Linked DNA regions of Homo sapiens: all the other regions are linked to region 1. A link is an interaction called in ENCODE POLR2A ChIA-PET data of the cell type or tissue named here. Cell type or tissue: A673. All regions are shown on one strand. Links, peaks and the distances in the headings refer to the core of each region. The heading gives the core; the rest is flanking DNA.

Region 1 (5,574 bases), core at 678-4,677:
TTTATGTGTAAAATGCATTATAATTATGATACTCTCTACATTGACTCTCTTAAATAAACCTAAATCTGTGTTATGAACTAATTGCCAAATACTCTATTTATGTATATATAAGACAGTAAATAATTTCTATGCTCATATAATTATGGATTTAGAAACACCTAATTTCTACATGGGGATTCTGGTATGATTCTTTCTTAGGTAAATAAGGATTTTGTTGTTGCATCCTAAAATACATATTTAAATATTAAAGACTTAAAAATCTTTCAAATGTGGAATGATAAGGAATTTTGCAGGGAAGGTTAATACTACAGCCCCACTAATCGTGTTTTGTGTGTATTCCTGACGCAGAATTTTCTAAGAAAAATAACAAATATATGTATTATAAATAAAAGTTCTCTAAGGCCATGACAATATTCTGAGATGATATCTTATCCTCAGAGTTTCAGCTATGTCTAGGTTATTGAGTGGAAGCTAAATAAGTCTTGTCGTTTTCATCCTAGCTCTTAGCTTCAATTTTTATGAAAGTTTGATTTCCATTTGTGTATTTTGATGTATTTCCAACCCAGGAAAACTCTTTCCTAAACTGAAAGTAAAGACTCCCCTGCAAAAGCAGCTTTCTCTTTACCCAGCTTCCCCTCCTTTCCTGTGTTCACATTGGTGCTGAGGGGTCAGTGTGATTTGTCTCACTGCTTTTCTTGCCCTTCTCTGTCCAGGCGATGATCCAGGCTTGCTGATTTTTCTTCCACATAGCCTCTTGCCCTCAACCCTCTCTCAATGCCCTCCTGCCATCACTAACTACCCCAGCACATGTCTTCATGCCCACACACCTATCTCACTGCTGCAGCCTCCTTTCTGATCTGCCTGATCCTTGGCACTGTCCTCCCCAGTCCTTCTACTCACACTCTTCACAGAGTTCTACTTCATGTCTCTGATTCAAAACCTTCCGTGGCTTCCCATGTCTACTGCATTTCCTCCAAGCTCCTCTACATGGTTTTCAAGATCTTTCATACACTGCTCCCCACACACCTTTTTAAACTCAATTTTCTACAGTTCTCCTGTCACATATCCTCTGGTTGAGGTTGGCAGTGACTTGCCTTTCAATAATAATACCACGATCATCCTTCCTTCTCGTTTCTCCTTCGCCAAATCCTATTCATATGGAAAAACCCAAGTTTTCCATGAACTCTATAAACTCTCTGATCTACCTACTCTCTGCTATACAAAAAGTCTTAGTTTTGCCTACGTAATTAGCCCCTAGTTACATACTATGTTAAAGAATCGGACTTTTGGTTCATGTGCACCACCAAGTCTCCCTCGACAACATCAAAAGATTTTTCAAGCCAGAGATTGTATCTTAGACCTTTTCTATATATCTCACAGAACACTTAGTATTAGTGTTCATAAATACTTGCAGGTTTATATAAGGCCACATAACTAATCTAGCCACATAAATCAAAAACATGCTGCACAAGTATCTAAAAGGGCAATAATAATCAAAACAAGGAAATTCAGAAAAACACCTTAAATATTTTATAAAAGAGGTAAATAAGCAATTTTAGAAGAGCACAATAGAAAAATGCAATTTGATTATATAATTTAATGTGAAAAAGATATTTTGAGTTTAACTTGGAATTTCTGCAGATTAATACAATCCATCTTTGTGAAGTCTTCGCAAAACTCTGGCAAAAGAAGATACTACATATCATAGATGCTTGGCTTAAAAAGAAGTACACATTTCAAAATAAAAGGTTTGTTTTGTTTTGAAAGCAAGACAATGCTAAGTACAATGCTAAGAGATATTCTGTCTCTTACTCTGAATGACTTTCTTTAATTCCTTGTTCTAGACGTATCTTGCCATGCTGTGATTCTCCAGAAACATCACTTAACCAGACATGTGGTTTCCTTTTTATTGACTTAACAAACACTGTCACTTTGTTATACTTTATTTTAGATCCTTTATTATGCATTTAGTAATTTAATGAATGATCAAAAATGTAGGCTTTACACTGGAAAGCAACCACATGTACTTTTAAAGGTGATTATATTTTGAGGGAATTATTTTAGAGGTATAGGACTTACTTTCCTAGTGACATTGTGATGTTTCTAGAGTAAGTAATCATGATAATATAGACTTTGGCTGGAGGAAATGAGGTTCATTATTGAACCTCATTTTTAAATAATATTTTTTCAGCTAAAGCTATTAATTTGTCTAGTTTCTCATACATTTTTAACACCAAAATTGTGCTAGCACTTAAGAATTAGTTACGGACTAACTGCTGTTTTCCAACTGTGTTTGCCATCACAGCATAAATATATCTACTGGTGTAGAAGCAGGGAAGAATGCCACCCACTGATCATCCACAATGTGCAAAGCCCTTTCCAATGAGTACTTCCTTTAATCTCATACCAATACTACAGAGAAAATACTATTGTTATCAACCAGAAGAAGGTGAGGTTCAAAAAGAATTTTTATATGGGTTAAGTCATTTAATCAAAATTTAGATATGTATTTGTACTGGGGTGAATTTTGAATAATAACTCTAGATTACCATGTGATCTCTCTGAGCCTGTTCCCCCCTTTGTAAAATGGAATAGACAATGCTCATGCCACAAGGGCTTAATGATTAAATGAGAGATTATACATGTGAGTGCTTTGCAAAAAATACAGCAACTCATAACATATCCACTTCTGTTAAAGATATTACTTAATGTTGCTAAGTATCTCAAAGCTAAACTACGATGACAGTGTCCTTATCCAAAGGTCAATATCCTTTCTCCTGTATCAACAATAGAACAATACATAACCAAAGATGCTTTGTTTTTCCTTCCTTCCTTCCTTCCTTCTTTCCTTCCTTCCTTCCTTCCTTCCTTCCTTCCTTCCTTCCTTCCTCCCTCCCTCCCTTCCTCTCTCTCTCTCTCTCTCTTTCTCTTTCTCTCTTTCTTTTGACAGAGTCTCATTCTATTGCCCAGGCTGGAGTGCAGTGGCATGATCTCGGCTCACTGCAACCTCTGCCTCCCAGATTCAAGCAATTCTCCTACCTCAGCCTCCCAAGTAGCTGGGATTACAGTGCACACCACTACACCCGGCTAACTTTTTTGTATTTTTAGCAGAGACGGGGTTTCACCATGTTGGCCAGGCTGGTTTTGAACTCCTGACCTCAGGTGATCTGCCTGCTTCAGCCTCCCAAAGTGCTGGGATTACAGGCATGAGCCACTGCGCCCAATCAATGCTTTCCATTTTATCTTGGCTGCTAAGTAACTCAGAAGTAACTTTAAATCTCAACCTTAGTAACCATGTAGGAGCTGGATAATTATTCACTACTTTTAAGCACTCAAGTCTTCCTTCACCTGTATGATAAGAACCAAACTTCTCTGTAAATTATGCATGTCTTTTTATGATCTGGCTCCTGCTCCCTCATCAGCTTCATATCCTATTCACTCTAGTTTATACTCCCTGTTACAATAAAATGGAATTTCTTGTAGCTCCCTGAACTAGCTATGATATTCCAAAATCCTATGTATTTCCGAATGCCACTTTTTCTTTCTAATTATGATGTCTTCCCTTCCAGATGACATCATAATTAGTCCTTTCTAAGCCTAATTAAAACATCTGCTCTGGACAAAATCCTTTGTTGACTTCCTTCCACCAGCCCTGGGAAGAATCTATCATCCCCTTTCCTCTAACACCCCTAACCCCTTTCCTCTAACACCAAATGTGGTGTTCCATCACCACATTTATAGAAAAATATATATTACAATTATTGGTTTCTATGTCTGTTTCCAGTTCTCCTCAACTTGCTCCTCAAGGTACAGTATCCATGTCTTATTATCTCTATAACATAAGTGCCTCTCATGATGTTGCACATACTAGGCTCTCTGGTTGTTAATCTTGGTAATCTTGGTAAAATTGCTTCTCTTTCTTCTTCCATTTTAATTTTACTTTTAAATAAAATGCAATTATTTTCAGATCCTATTTAAAGCAGTGAAATATAAATAATTAAAAGACAGATAAATACAAAGGAAGGTGTGTAAGTCAATTAAACAGTAGAGTGATCTCCTGGTCAGGGTTGGCCCAGAGCTGTGATACAGAAAATCTGCCTTATTATTATCACTAGAAAGGGCTCTCCAAGAAGAATTTTCCCTAAAATCTGAACCATCTCCACAAAAAATATCCTTACACATCTCTTACATTGCTTAGCAATTCACCATTAGCAATTCATTCTTTGAATTAATTAAAAAGGCCAATCTCTTATGAAAGGGTAATAGAATAAACTGTTACAACAGAATTATATTAATTTCAATTTAATTCCTCCTGAGAAACAAGAACATTCCTAGGGAAGATAATCCTGGTAAAGCCATGCAAACAAAGACATTGGTCAAGGGAGATCCTTAGGCACTGTAATCCCAGTGAAATAACTTCACGAGATTTGGAAATATCCAAGCTGAGTAAATATGGTTGTTATGGGCTGAATTGTGTTTCCCCATAATTCATAGGTACCCCTAGTACCTCAGAATGTGACTGTATTTGGAGACGGGGCCTTTAAAGCAGTGGTTAGGTTAAAATGAGGCTCTTAGGGTGGGTCCTAATCCAATCTGACTGGTGTACTTATACGAAGGGTACATCTGGACACAAAAAAGGACACCAGGGATGTGTGCACATGGAGGAAAGAGCATGTGAGGACACATCAAGACAGCCTCTATCTACAAGCCAAAGAGAGAGGCTTCAGAAGAAATGAACCTGCTAACACCTTGATCTTGGACTTCCAGGCAGTACTGTGAGAAAATGAATTTCTGTTGTTTAAGTCCGCTGTCTCTGGTAGTTTATTACGGCAACCCTGGCCAACTAATACAATGGCAGCTTCTACCTCTTATGCCATGAAAGGTGCTAGTTGCTTTCCAAAATTATCAAATAATAAAGCAGCATATTTTAGAGATAAGGTCCTATTAGCCTCACAAACAATTATCTAGAAACTTTTTTCTTTAGGATCTAGTAGCAGTTCTATCTGTTGACAGCCTTGTCCATCCATCTATATATTTATCTATGATTCTTCAAAAGTTGTCCTTTAAAGGGAAGGAAGCACTTAACAAAGGTTTTCAAAAACAGGAAGATTTATACTTGAGGCAAGAAACAGAATCTCAATGCTATAAGCTGTTGAGATAAACTCTAGGAATGCTGATATATGCCACTGGACCATAAGCATTTCGAGGGAGGGAAAGTATCTCACGACCTGCTCTATGCCCAGAGAGAACTGTGCGCTGCAAGCAGAGAAGCATGCAGCACATGCCTGCTGAAATGAACTAATGTCTGCAGAGCTTCTTGTGGAGATGTTTTATGGACCTTTCAAAAACATTCTCCAATGATGTATGACAAGTTTCCCTCAGGATTTGAAGAGTACTCCAAAATAAGCGAGTTCTGTCTCCACACCCCCGGCAAGGACAGCATCCTAGACATCTCCTGTAACACACATTTAGACTCTTGTCACTGACCATCAGATGATAAATGATACAGTAGCATTAACTCTGAAGATATGAGACCCTTTTAGGCTTGGAAGCCACTGAATTAAATTAGTTTCA
Region 2 (5,574 bases), core at 689-4,688, 1.1 Mb before region 1:
TAACACATCCCCATGCACATCCTCCTGAAAATAAATTGCACAAAAGCAAGTGTTGTTGCCTTGTTGTCAACTTGGTAGACTTGTCAACCTGGATTGCATACCATGGTGACTCATTAATCCTCTCTAACAATTGTGCCTCAACATCCTCTGCTATTTCATCAATTCATCTAGTTATGGTGCTAGCTGAAAGAGGAACACATGCTACCTTTTGAACTGCAGCCTCTCCTAAAAATTCATGAAATGTCCTTAGCAGCAGGTGGTATCAACTCTTCGCCATTAGTAAAGGACTTCTTCACTTTAGCAATGCAATTAGTCACTAAGAATTACGCTCTTGGTGCAAACACATTTGATAAAGTGGTGGCCTTCAATTGCTTCTGTTTGGTATTATTCCATTTTCACACTGCTAATAAAGACATACCAGAGACTAGGTAATTTATTAAGAAAAGGTTTAGTGGACTCACAGTTGCATGTGGCTGGGGAGGCCTCACAATCATGGCAGAAGGCAAAACACATGTCTTTGATGGTGGTAGACAAGAGAGAGAATGAGAACCAAGCAAAAAGGGTTTCCCTTTATGAAACCATCAGATCTCATGAGACTTATTCACTACGATGAGAACAGTATGGGGAAACCAACCCCATGATTCAGTTATCTCCCACCAGGTCCCTCCCACAACACGTGGGAATTATGGGAGCTACAATTCAAGATGAGATTTGGGTGGGGATACAGCCAAACCGTATCATGTTCTTTGTGTTCACATTTCTTTCTTTGGAAAATGCCAAAGGCTTGTCTTTTAGCACAAGGTGCTTGGTCTCCCTGTTGTGAAGGAATTTTGAAGGTTTCATGGCTTCATTTGATAGCTGGTCACTGCACATTATACAAAGCACACTTAGAGAATGTGAATCACCTGTTGCAATGAACCCATAATTTAAGAAGGACTCTTGGTATTTTCTTTTAAATGCAGCTTTCTTTTTGTTGGCAGTCTTAGAGTCTTGTGCTATCTCATCATTTGGTCTTTCCCTCTTTTCAAAGAAGTTCTCCAGTGATGTTTGTTTTTTACTAATTTTGGCTAGGGTTATCTTGTTGGCTTACCAAAACTGACTGAGATAAGCGCACAGTGCAGAAAAGAGGTGCAGATGGAAGTGGTAAATAAAATAATGGGTGGGCCACATGCAGACTAAATAAGTGTCGGATTCTGACTTAAAGCCTGCCACCGAGGCAGCTGTACAATTGAAGTAAATCAACTCACTTGCCACTATACAGCCTGCCACTAAATGCAGCTTAATTGTCACTTGCCACTCACTGATAGGGTTTTGATATGTCTGCAAGCAGTTGATTTATTATGGTCTCTGTGCAGTCAAACCTCTCTGCTAATGTTTATCTGTATTTGCAGCCACTCACCAGTGCTAGCATTGCTGCCTTGGCTCCACCTCAGATCATCAGGCATTAGATTCTCATAAGGAGGGTGCAACCTAGATCCCTCGCATGTGCAGTTCACAGTAGGGTTTGCACTCCTATGAGAATCTAATGCCACTGCTGATCTGACAGGAGGTGGAGCTCAGGCCACAATGTGAGCTATGAGGAGGGGCTGTAAATACAGATGAAGCTTTGTTCGTCCCACCACTCACCTCCTGCTGTGAGGCCCAGTTCCTAACAGGCCATGGACTTGTACCAGTCTGTGGCCCAGGGGTTGGGAACCCGTGATCTAAATGACAAGGGCGGGATAGACATGCATGAAAAATAGACATTCAAAGGACTCTATCTTTTAATTTTTTTCACCAAAGGGCTGCAGTAAAATCTGGTCTGAGTGTTGTGAAGTCTCTGATCAGGCTGCCTCTCTGCTTGCTGGAGTCAAATCCAGTCTCATTTGTCTGCTAAGGAGCCAGTGGCTGTTTTGCCTCCTCATGAGTGGTCAGTTAGTCCAGGGCTAGCACATATCTAATTCATAGTTAACAAGGTTGTCAGATGAATGAGTGTATGAACTCTTGGCTCCTTACAGACTTGGTTTCTGTCCCACCTTCCTCAAACTCCTAAAATGATGACCATGCCCATGAAAAGCTACAATCCCAACCATCATATACCCTTGTACTAACATGCTTCGCTATACTTCACTTTATTTTCAGCCTTAATGATTCCAAAGAGAATTATAATTTTTGATCCAAATGACTAAGGCACTCTCTTATACAGCCTGTAATTCCTTCCTTCCTTCCTTCCTTCCTTCCTTCCTTCCTTCCTTCCTTCCTTCCTTCCTTCCTTCCCTCCCTCCCTCCCTCCCTCCCTCCCTCCCTCCCTCCCTCAAGTTATTGTTGAATTAAACCACAGGAATCTTAGCTACATACCTTGGAAGTCAGTATGTGAAGTCTTGTGTTGTTCTGCCCACTAAACTTTCATGCCCAAGGCACTTTGCCAACAGGCCCAAAGGGGATACTAAAGGGCTCATGTAGTTGACCTCATTTACCAGGACAGGAACATGTATTGGTTGCCATGAGCCCAAGGGTAGAGCTTCCTCTTCTGACCTCTTTATCCCTATAATAATGAGATAGAAGATGTAGGGGAAAATGCAAACTGGAGATGGCTAGAAGTGGAAGCCAGGGAGCCCATGGGTGACTATCCAGACAGTAGCCACAGAGGCAAGGTCTGTATACAGTTGGCAGCAGAGAGGTTTGAGATTAGGAAACAACTATGGGCGTGGGCCCCCCAGGCAAGATGGGAATGAAGAGGGGAGGGCAGGGAAGGGGAGGGGAGGGAAGGGGAGAGGAGGGGAGGGAAGAGGAGAGGAGGGGAGGGAAGGGAAAGGGAAGGAAGGGAAAAGACTTCTTGTTTTTGTCCTGGGAAAGCTGCTTCTAGACTGGAACTAGCAATTAGGCTAGGACAGGTGCCCAAGGCAGCTCTGAAGGTGACCTTCCCCAGGAAATCAGTGGCCCCAGCTATGAGGGTCAGAAGTCAGAGCTCATGGAGGCCTATGGTACATCCTTTGCACACCAGCCAAGGTTTCAGATTCTGCTCTGCTCTGTCCTACAGAGCAGCACTTGGCCCAGCAGAAGAGGTTTCTCCTCTAAGGAGGTTTCTCAACCTGACCCAGGATAACCAAACCCCTTAGTAATGAAACTTCTGCACTTTGGGTCCTCATCCTCCCCAGGACAGTGCTTGGGCAACAGAGGCAGCATGTTGAATTGCTGGTTCTGTCAAGGCAGCTTTGGGAGAAGCTCTTAAGCTTCTGGACACCTCCTGAAATGACTACTGGGAAATTAGTAGTATCTTGACTTGATAGGTTGGATGGCATGGAAGGTAGGGCTTTCCTGCAGACTTGACTGGGGCTGTCTGTGAGGCTGCTATCTTTTCTGCCAAAGCCCAAGGTCTCCACACACACAGTGTTCTCAGCCTTGACAATACTAGCATCTTCTTCCGCATATCATCCCGTCTAGAAATTGCAGGAGCCTCTATTATGAGGGCAAAGCATTAGAAGCAAAACCCACTTGATTTCAGACATTAAAGCAGTAGCAAGCTAGCAGCTTTAGATCGGAGAAGAGAGGCCAGCTGAATCCAGCTGAGAAGATAGGCCCTGGGTCTCTATGTACCTACCCAAGTACAGGCTGGTTTCAGGAAAATGTCCTTCTCTGGCTTGTCTTTTGGCACTAATAGGTCAAATTAGGCACTAATATTGATGACCTTATGCAGATCACTCTCTCTCTCTGGGCCTCTATCTTCTCACATGTCAGATGGAGCATTAAAACTAGATCAGTAGCCGGGTGCAATGGCTTATGCCTGTAATCCCAGCACTTTGTGAGGCTGAGGTAGGGGGATTACCTGAGGTCAGGAGTTCAAGACCAGCCTGGCCAACGTGGTAAAACCCCATCTCTACTAAAAATACAAAAATTAGCTGGTAGTGGTGGCACGTGCTGGCCTGTAATCCCAGCTACATAGGAGGCTGAGGCAGGAGAATTGCTTGACCCCAGGAGGTAGAGGTTGCAATTAGCTGAGATCACACCACTGCACTCCAGCCTGGGTGACAGAGAGAGACTCTGTCTCAAAAAACGAAACAAAACAAAACAAAAACAAACAAACAAAAAACTAGATCAGCTCAAAAGCTCTTGCAACCCTAATACTCTGAGAGCTCCTCCTTCTGTTCCCTGCTGAGCCTGGACCTGCTTCTGGCCTCCCTGTGTCCTCAGCCATTGCTATTCCTTCTCTCACCTGCCTTACATTCTTGAGCCTGGGTTTCCTTTGCTTATTTTCTTACTGTGACCCAGAGATAGCTCATCTTTGCTGTTTCTCTCTTGCTTGCCCATTAACCATCTGTACTTCGCTATTAGTGAATGTGTTCATTATACTTGGCATAGCTCTTAAGTGTTTCTGGAGCTCCTTCACAAAAATTCTGTCACTAATTTTCACAAAGGAACTTGACCTGGAAGAACCCCACACAACTCAGTCTCCAGGGGGCCTGTTTTAGTCACTGAACCTTAGGGCCATCTATTCTGGATTAAGGCTTATTTCTTCTTACCTTGACACATCTATATGAGCTGAACTAGTTTCACATGAAAACTTGCTTCCACAGGGAACTTTAAGAAATTACAATGCTTTTAAAATAGGAGTTTATTAATCTCCTCTTCCAATATTAAAAGCTATTAACCAAATTATGTCTTGCTGGTTTGGGGGCTTTATAACCACAGAAATTAGACTGTATTGATGTGACTCTCTCTTAGTTGCTTAAAGGGCAAATTTCCAGGCTGACCCAGCTCGAAGCCTGCAATGCCTTGAATAATTTTTCTCCAGGGGTCTCTGAGTGGTCACTGGCTACAGCCCTCCCCCATCTCTACAGTCAGAAGCTTTCAAGGAGGCTACAGTGATGAGAAGCAAGCTTCTCACAATTTATTAATCAGGTATGGAGAAGGACTATTGAAGAACAGGCCCCTAGAGTGTCAGTAGCTAGCCTAAGACATTGATTTTTAGAGCTGCAGAGGAGCAACTGGCTTCTGGGCAAGGCCTTGGACATGATCTCAATAAGGAAAAGTGAGGCAATGACTTTCTTGAGAGCAGAGGAAACTCAAGGACATGTTTTCCTCATTCACTGAGGGAAAGCGTGGTGGGCAGGTACCTGTATTATTTGAGACTGGATAGTTTATAAAGAAAAGAGGTTTAATTGACCCACAGTTCTGCAGGCTGTACAGGAGGCATGGTTGGAGAGGCCTCAGGAAACTTACAATCATGGCAGAAGGCAAAGGGGAAGCAAGCACATCTTCACATGGCTGACGAGAGAGAGGGAGAGAGAGAAGGGAGAGGTCTACACACTTTCAAACAACCAGATCTCATGAGAACTGTATCATCAAAACAGCAAGGGGGAAGTCCACCTCCATGATCCATTCACCCTCTACCTGATCCCTCCTCCAACACTGGGAATTACAATTTGACATGAGATTTGGGTGGGGACACAGAGCCAACCATATCATTCTGCCCCTGGCCCCTCCAAAATCTCATGTCCTTCTCACATTTCAAAACACAATCATGCCTTCCCACCAGTCCCCTGAAGTCTTAAGTTATTCTTGCATTAACTCAAAAGTCCAAGTCCAAAGTCTCAT
Region 3 (5,574 bases), core at 689-4,688, 880 kb after region 1:
ATGATTTTTTATTTTTTTTTTTTTTTGAGACAGAGTCTCACTGTCACCCAGGCTGGAGTGCAGTGGCGCGATCTCAGCTCATTGTAACCTCCACCTCCCAGGTTCAAATGATTCTCCTGCTCAGCCTCCCTAGTAGCTGGGATTATAGGCGCCCGCCACCACAGCCAGCTAATTTTTTTATTTTTAGTAGAGACAGGGTTTCACCCCATGTTGGCCAGGCTGGTCTCGAACTCCTGACCTCAGGTGATCCGCCTGCCTCGACCTCCCGAAGTGCTGGGATTACAGGCATGAGCCACTGCACCCAGCCATGATGTTCTTTTTGTATGACCCAATGGGATACATATTTTATGAAACATTTTTGGTTCCCTACTTATAAAAAATAATATATACTCCTTAGAGAAAAATGGAAAAAAGCTGTCTAGGAAAGCAGAGAGCTGAAGAAAAAATAAATCAGCTCTAGGCTCACCAGCCAGACAATAGGCTGAGAGCTCAATATTTAATTTTGTGCTAAATTAAATCCATTTTTTCACTTTACTATAGTGAAGACAAACTAATATAAGCCAAAAGTTTGAGAAAACTGCATGGGGGTTTATCCTTTCTCCTCTAAATTCCACCACTAGCAACTCATTTATTTAGGTAAGCATTATCCTTCCCAATATGTCTTTTCTCTTTTTTCGGGGGTGGGAAGGAACAGCTTTATTGAGATAGAATTCACATGTCAAACAATTCACTTAAAGTGTACAGTGTAGCTGGGCATGGTGGCTCACGCCTGTAATCCCAGCATTTTGGGAGGCCAAGGCCGGAAGATAGCTTGAGCTCATGAGTTCAAGCCCAGCCTGGACAACATAGCAAAACCCCATCTCTACAAAAAATACAAAAAAATTAGCTGGGTATGGTGGTGCACGCCTATAGTCTCAGCTACTCAAGAGGCTGAGGTGGGAGGATGGTTTGACCCAGGAGGTGGAGGTTGCAGTGAGTGGAAATCACACAGTGCACTCCGGCCTAGGCAGAAGAGCCAGACCTTGTCTCAAAATATAATAAAAATAAAGTATACAATGCAATGGCTTTTAGTATACTGAGAGTTATACGATCATCACCCCAATCAAATTTAAAACATTTCATTGCCCTAAATGGAAGTCCCATACTCTCTAGCGATCACCCCAGCTCCAGCCCTAGGCAGCCATAAATCCACTTTCTATCTCTCTGGATTTCCCTATTCTGGACATTCCATATAAATAGGCTTAGACACTAGGTCATCTTTTGTGACTGGCATCTTTCATTTAGCATAATGTTTACAAGGTTCATTGTTGCGTTCTTGTTGTAGCATGTACCAGTACTTCATTCCTTCCTATGGCCAGATAATATTCCATTATATAGACACACCACATTTTATTTATCCACCCATCAGTTGACGGACTTTGGGTTTTCACTTTGAGGATATTATGAATCATGTAGCTATGAATTGCGTACAAGTTTTTGTGTAGGTGGACATGGTTTCACTTCTCTTGGGTATATACCTAGGAATGGAATTCATGACTCATATGGTAACTTTACGTTTAACCTTTTGAGAACGTGCAGCTGGCTTCCAAGGTGGCTCCACCATTTTACACTTCTACCAGCAGTGCATCAGTGTTCCCACTTCTCTACGCCCTCACCAGCACTTCTAAAGTATCTGTCCTTTTTAATATAAACATCCTAGGGTGTGTAAAGTAGTATTTCATTACGGTTTTGTTTTGCATTTCCTTGATGGCTAATGATGCTGAGCATCTTTTCATTTGCTTATTGGTCATTTGTGTATCTTCTTTGGCCCAGCTTGTCTTTTAAACTGCAAGTACCTCTGGACAGAGACACTCCCTGAATTCAAATGTTACTTATTAGCTGAATTATCCTAGGCAAGTCATTTAACTTTTATTAGCTTCAGGTTCCTTCTCTGCAATGTAGAGATAATATTAACTACCCAACAGATGTGAGGATTGAAATAACACAGGTAAAGGACTTAGCAGACAGCTGGGCACACAATAAACAGTCAGCAAGTGACAGTTATTATTAACAACACCCTTATTCACACTTTACAATCCATAAATGCTTTGAAACAGCTCTTCCCATAAGGAGAGAGCCTAAGATCTGGGACAGAGAAGTTGGGAGCAAAGGGCAAGGGGAGCTCAAAAGAGTTGAATTAAAAGGAAAATGAAAACAATTACTTATGGGCCATTTTCACAGTCTTGTTTTAGTTATCATTGCCAAAGGTCAGCCTAGAGCCTACTCCTGCACCCTTCCAATCATGATGTAAACACCTAGTTCACTGTATTAAATCCATTTCTGTTTAGAAAAGCGAGAATAACTTCTCACTACTGCTACTGAACCCTGACTGAACAGGAAGGAAGGAAGGTCTTAGTCACAGCTCTATAATTACAGCCATGCACACGGCCTGGCATATAACATTAGGTGATCAGTAGCTGAAGTGAACCAAATGGAATCAATGAGTACATTAATGAATGGAATGAATAAATGGGCAAACAGAGCATGTTTGGGATGTTTGCTCAGTTAGGTGAATGAGGATCCCCTCATCCAGAGGGTCCCAGGGAAGGCTGAGATCAGTTCCCAGGACTGGCAGCCAAGGTTCTCATTGACCATCCATAACCCATCACCATTGCACAGACGCCTACATTAGAATATCTTTCATTTTTTTGTTGCCAACACTCAGGGATTATGGATTGTAGAGAATGCTGTTTTCCTGTATTTCTTAAAGTCATGAGAAGGTGAAAAGGCCTCCACTGTGCTTCTTGGCATATAAATAACTCACAGCATAAAGAAAGGGGAGTCAATGGTTCCAAATTCAAAATAAAGATAGGCTCTTCTCACAACGTCCAAATTACAGAGTCCTCCAGGCAGAAATAGAGACATCTTTCAAAGAAATTCTATTTGCCCATTCAATTCCAAAAGACATAATCAAACTAAGAAAACTCTTCCATGCCTTCCACAAATTGATTTAGTTTCAGCAGCCACCTGGGGCAGCACACAGTCAGACAGCAAACAGGCCTTTCAGTTTTTGTCCTTCTTGCCATGTTCTCTTCCTTCAGAGACTGGAAAAGGATCGCTGCAACTTCATTCTTCAACATGGTACAAAGATACAGCCTGCTCTACATTCCTGCTGTACAATTCTGCAAATCACTATCTTTCCCTCAGATCTTTCACAGCCAAAATTGTAGAACCCTCTCAAAAACCTTCAAGCTATCAGAGTATGACAGGTTTCGATTTTGCAGTCCATTTTGGGCTCCCTCTTGACAGGCCTTCATTGGCTTAAAACATTTGTTATTCTTACGTGCTATCATTTATTGAAATCATTTACAGAACATTCCTTCACACATGTCACCTCATTCTCCATGCACAAGCAACATCTGAGTGCCTGCTCTGTACCCATCCATTGGGAATATAGCTCCTCTAAGCTCCAAACAGATTTTTTTCAGGGTCAGTACTTCCAAAGACTATTTCTGAAGTTGTCCATCACAGCATTATTTTTACAGTCAAAAACTGGAAACTATGAAGTAATGGTTGAGCAAAATAAGGTGTTTATACTTGATGAAACATTGTACAGCCATTAAACATAAAGTTTATAAAGAATCTAAGCTTAACAGATCTTTGTGTTAAATGAAAACCAAGCAGCAACCACATCATATATAAAATATAATCTCAATTATCTTTACAAAATGCAAGGAATGAATATTGGATAAAAATAAGCCAAAATGTTAATTCTAAGATTATGCATATCTCTTCTGCATATTTCTCTGAATATTACTGCTTATTTGTGGAAAATTTAGAAAATAAAAGCATACATAATAAAAATTAACTGTAATATGCCACCACTGTTACTAATTTGGTATTTTGCTATCCATTATTTAAGAATAAAAATTCATAAATATACTTTGCATATATTGCTTTCAAATTTTAAAACTTCAAAATGGGGAAGAATAAGAAATGTTTAGACATAAAAAGATAACGCAATGTTAACTGAAAAAGTCAAAATCATATATATGACTAAAAGCATGTTATGTAAAAAGACTTCTCACTACTTTGTACCCTGTCAAATCCATGCCATATCATGTACACCTATTTAAAATAAATAAAAGACAGGGCTGGACACAGTGACTCACGCCTGTAATCTCAGCACTTTGGAAGGCCAAAGTGGCAGATTACTTGAGCTCAGGAGTTTGAGACTAGCCTGGGCAACATGGCAAAACCCCATCTGTACCAAAAATACAAAAATTAGCTGGGTGTGGTGGCACACACCCATGGTCCCAGCTACTTGGGAGGCTGAGGTGGGAGGATATCTGGAGCCTGGGAAATCGAGGGTGCAGTAAGCCATGGTCATGCCACTGCACTCCAACCTGGGTGTCAGAGCAGGAAGATCCTGTCTCAAATTTTAAAAATAAATTAATTAAAATAAAATAAATGTTATTTCCCCACTCTTCTATAAAATCCAGAAGATACATTAAGGTGAAGTGAATATGGCTGTTTTTCCCCTTTGTCTATTATCCCATTTTTTTATGTAATGCAGTTATATGACCTTCATAGTATAAAAGAATTTTTTTTTAATTCTATACTTTCCTCAAGGTCATGATAACCCAAACTGTATATCAGGCAATTTCTCTTTAAGCAAGCTGAGCCCACAGCCCCTCTCCAAGCTGACTTCTTTGCAGCAGAGCCCCAGGGAAGAGCAAAATGAGGCCCTCTGGGGTGGAGCCACAGAACCTCAGCCACACACAGTGCCATGGTATTGCTAGAAGGTGAAAAGCTGGGTAAGAAGGCCTCAGAAATGACTGGAGAGGGAGATCAGTTTGTTTTTCAACTGTCTCTGTATTTCATTCCCTTAAGCATTCTTCCCCAAAGCTCCCACTCCACCATCCCCTGGAATGGGGGTAATGGATTAGGCGCTGAGTAATCATTAGTCTCACGACCCCATCTGAACTCAAAGCTACAAACACTTTCAATATGAAGTGTTTAATTTATTTAAGACAGGAATCACCTCCACTTTACAGCTGAGGAAGATGAGGCTCTAGAAGGTTAAGTCCAATCAGCCAAAACTCAGGCCTTAGTCTCTGAAGGCTGTGCTTTCCTTGATAGCAGCCCTCTAGGGCCCTGGAGTGAGGGACAGCTCTTCTCATTCAGGCTCTCGGCACTGCTGAGGGCAGGTGACAGCCTAACCAGCTGTCACACATCAGGACAGCCCTAGAAGTTCCAGCTGGCCATCTGACAAATAGCAGGACTGTTGTGGGCTGAACTGTGTTCCCTTCAAAATTAATATTCAAAGTCCTAATCCCAGAACTTCAAAATGTAACTGTGTTTGGAGATTAGATCCTTAAAGAGGTGATCAAGTTAAAATGAGGTAGGAAGGAAGGAAGGAAGGAAGGAAGGAAGGAAGGAAGGAAGGAAGGAAGGAAGGAAAGAAAGAAAATTGGAAAGGCTCCTCCTCTCCCTCTCCCTCCTCTCACTCTCCCTCTCCCTCTCTTTCCACGGTCTCCCCCTGATGCCGAGCCAAAGCTGGACTGTACTGCTGCCATCTCGGCTCACTGCAAC

The links. Peaks named below come from ENCODE experiments on the same cell type or tissue, not always from the same donor. Only the 100,000 strongest peaks of a DNase experiment are listed, where the experiment ranks them.
Region 2: POLR2A ChIA-PET joins it to region 1 with 7 read pairs; 1 of 35 experiments calls an interaction of 5 or more read pairs at or near these places.
Region 3: POLR2A ChIA-PET joins it to region 1 with 13 read pairs; 1 of 35 experiments calls an interaction of 5 or more read pairs at or near these places.

What each region holds. Positions count from the first base shown.
Region 1 is chr11:16,019,487-16,025,060 of GRCh38, forward strand. All of the region lies in intron 12 of SOX6 (SRY-box transcription factor 6), which reads right to left. LOC105376572 (a long non-coding RNA gene) reads left to right here and starts at 3,742. Exons shown (of 3, transcript XR_007062607.1): 1 at 3,742-3,807. In A673, for the core only: a CTCF peak has its summit at 2,307; DNase peaks (open chromatin) are centred at 1,875, 2,315 and 2,755; H3K27ac peaks cover 3,892 bases.
Region 2 is chr11:14,932,748-14,938,321 of GRCh38, forward strand. No RefSeq gene overlaps it. Among named protein-coding and RNA genes, the nearest start is that of CALCA, 37 kb to the right of the region's middle. In A673, for the core only: no CTCF peak of the experiment used is centred there; DNase peaks (open chromatin) are centred at 2,094 and 2,394; H3K27ac peaks cover 3,478 bases.
Region 3 is chr11:16,900,840-16,906,413 of GRCh38, forward strand. All of the region lies in intron 3 of PLEKHA7 (pleckstrin homology domain containing A7), which reads right to left. Among named protein-coding and RNA genes, the nearest start is that of SNORD147, 22 kb to the right of the region's middle. In A673, for the core only: no CTCF peak of the experiment used is centred there; a DNase peak (open chromatin) is centred at 2,382; H3K27ac peaks cover 2,403 bases.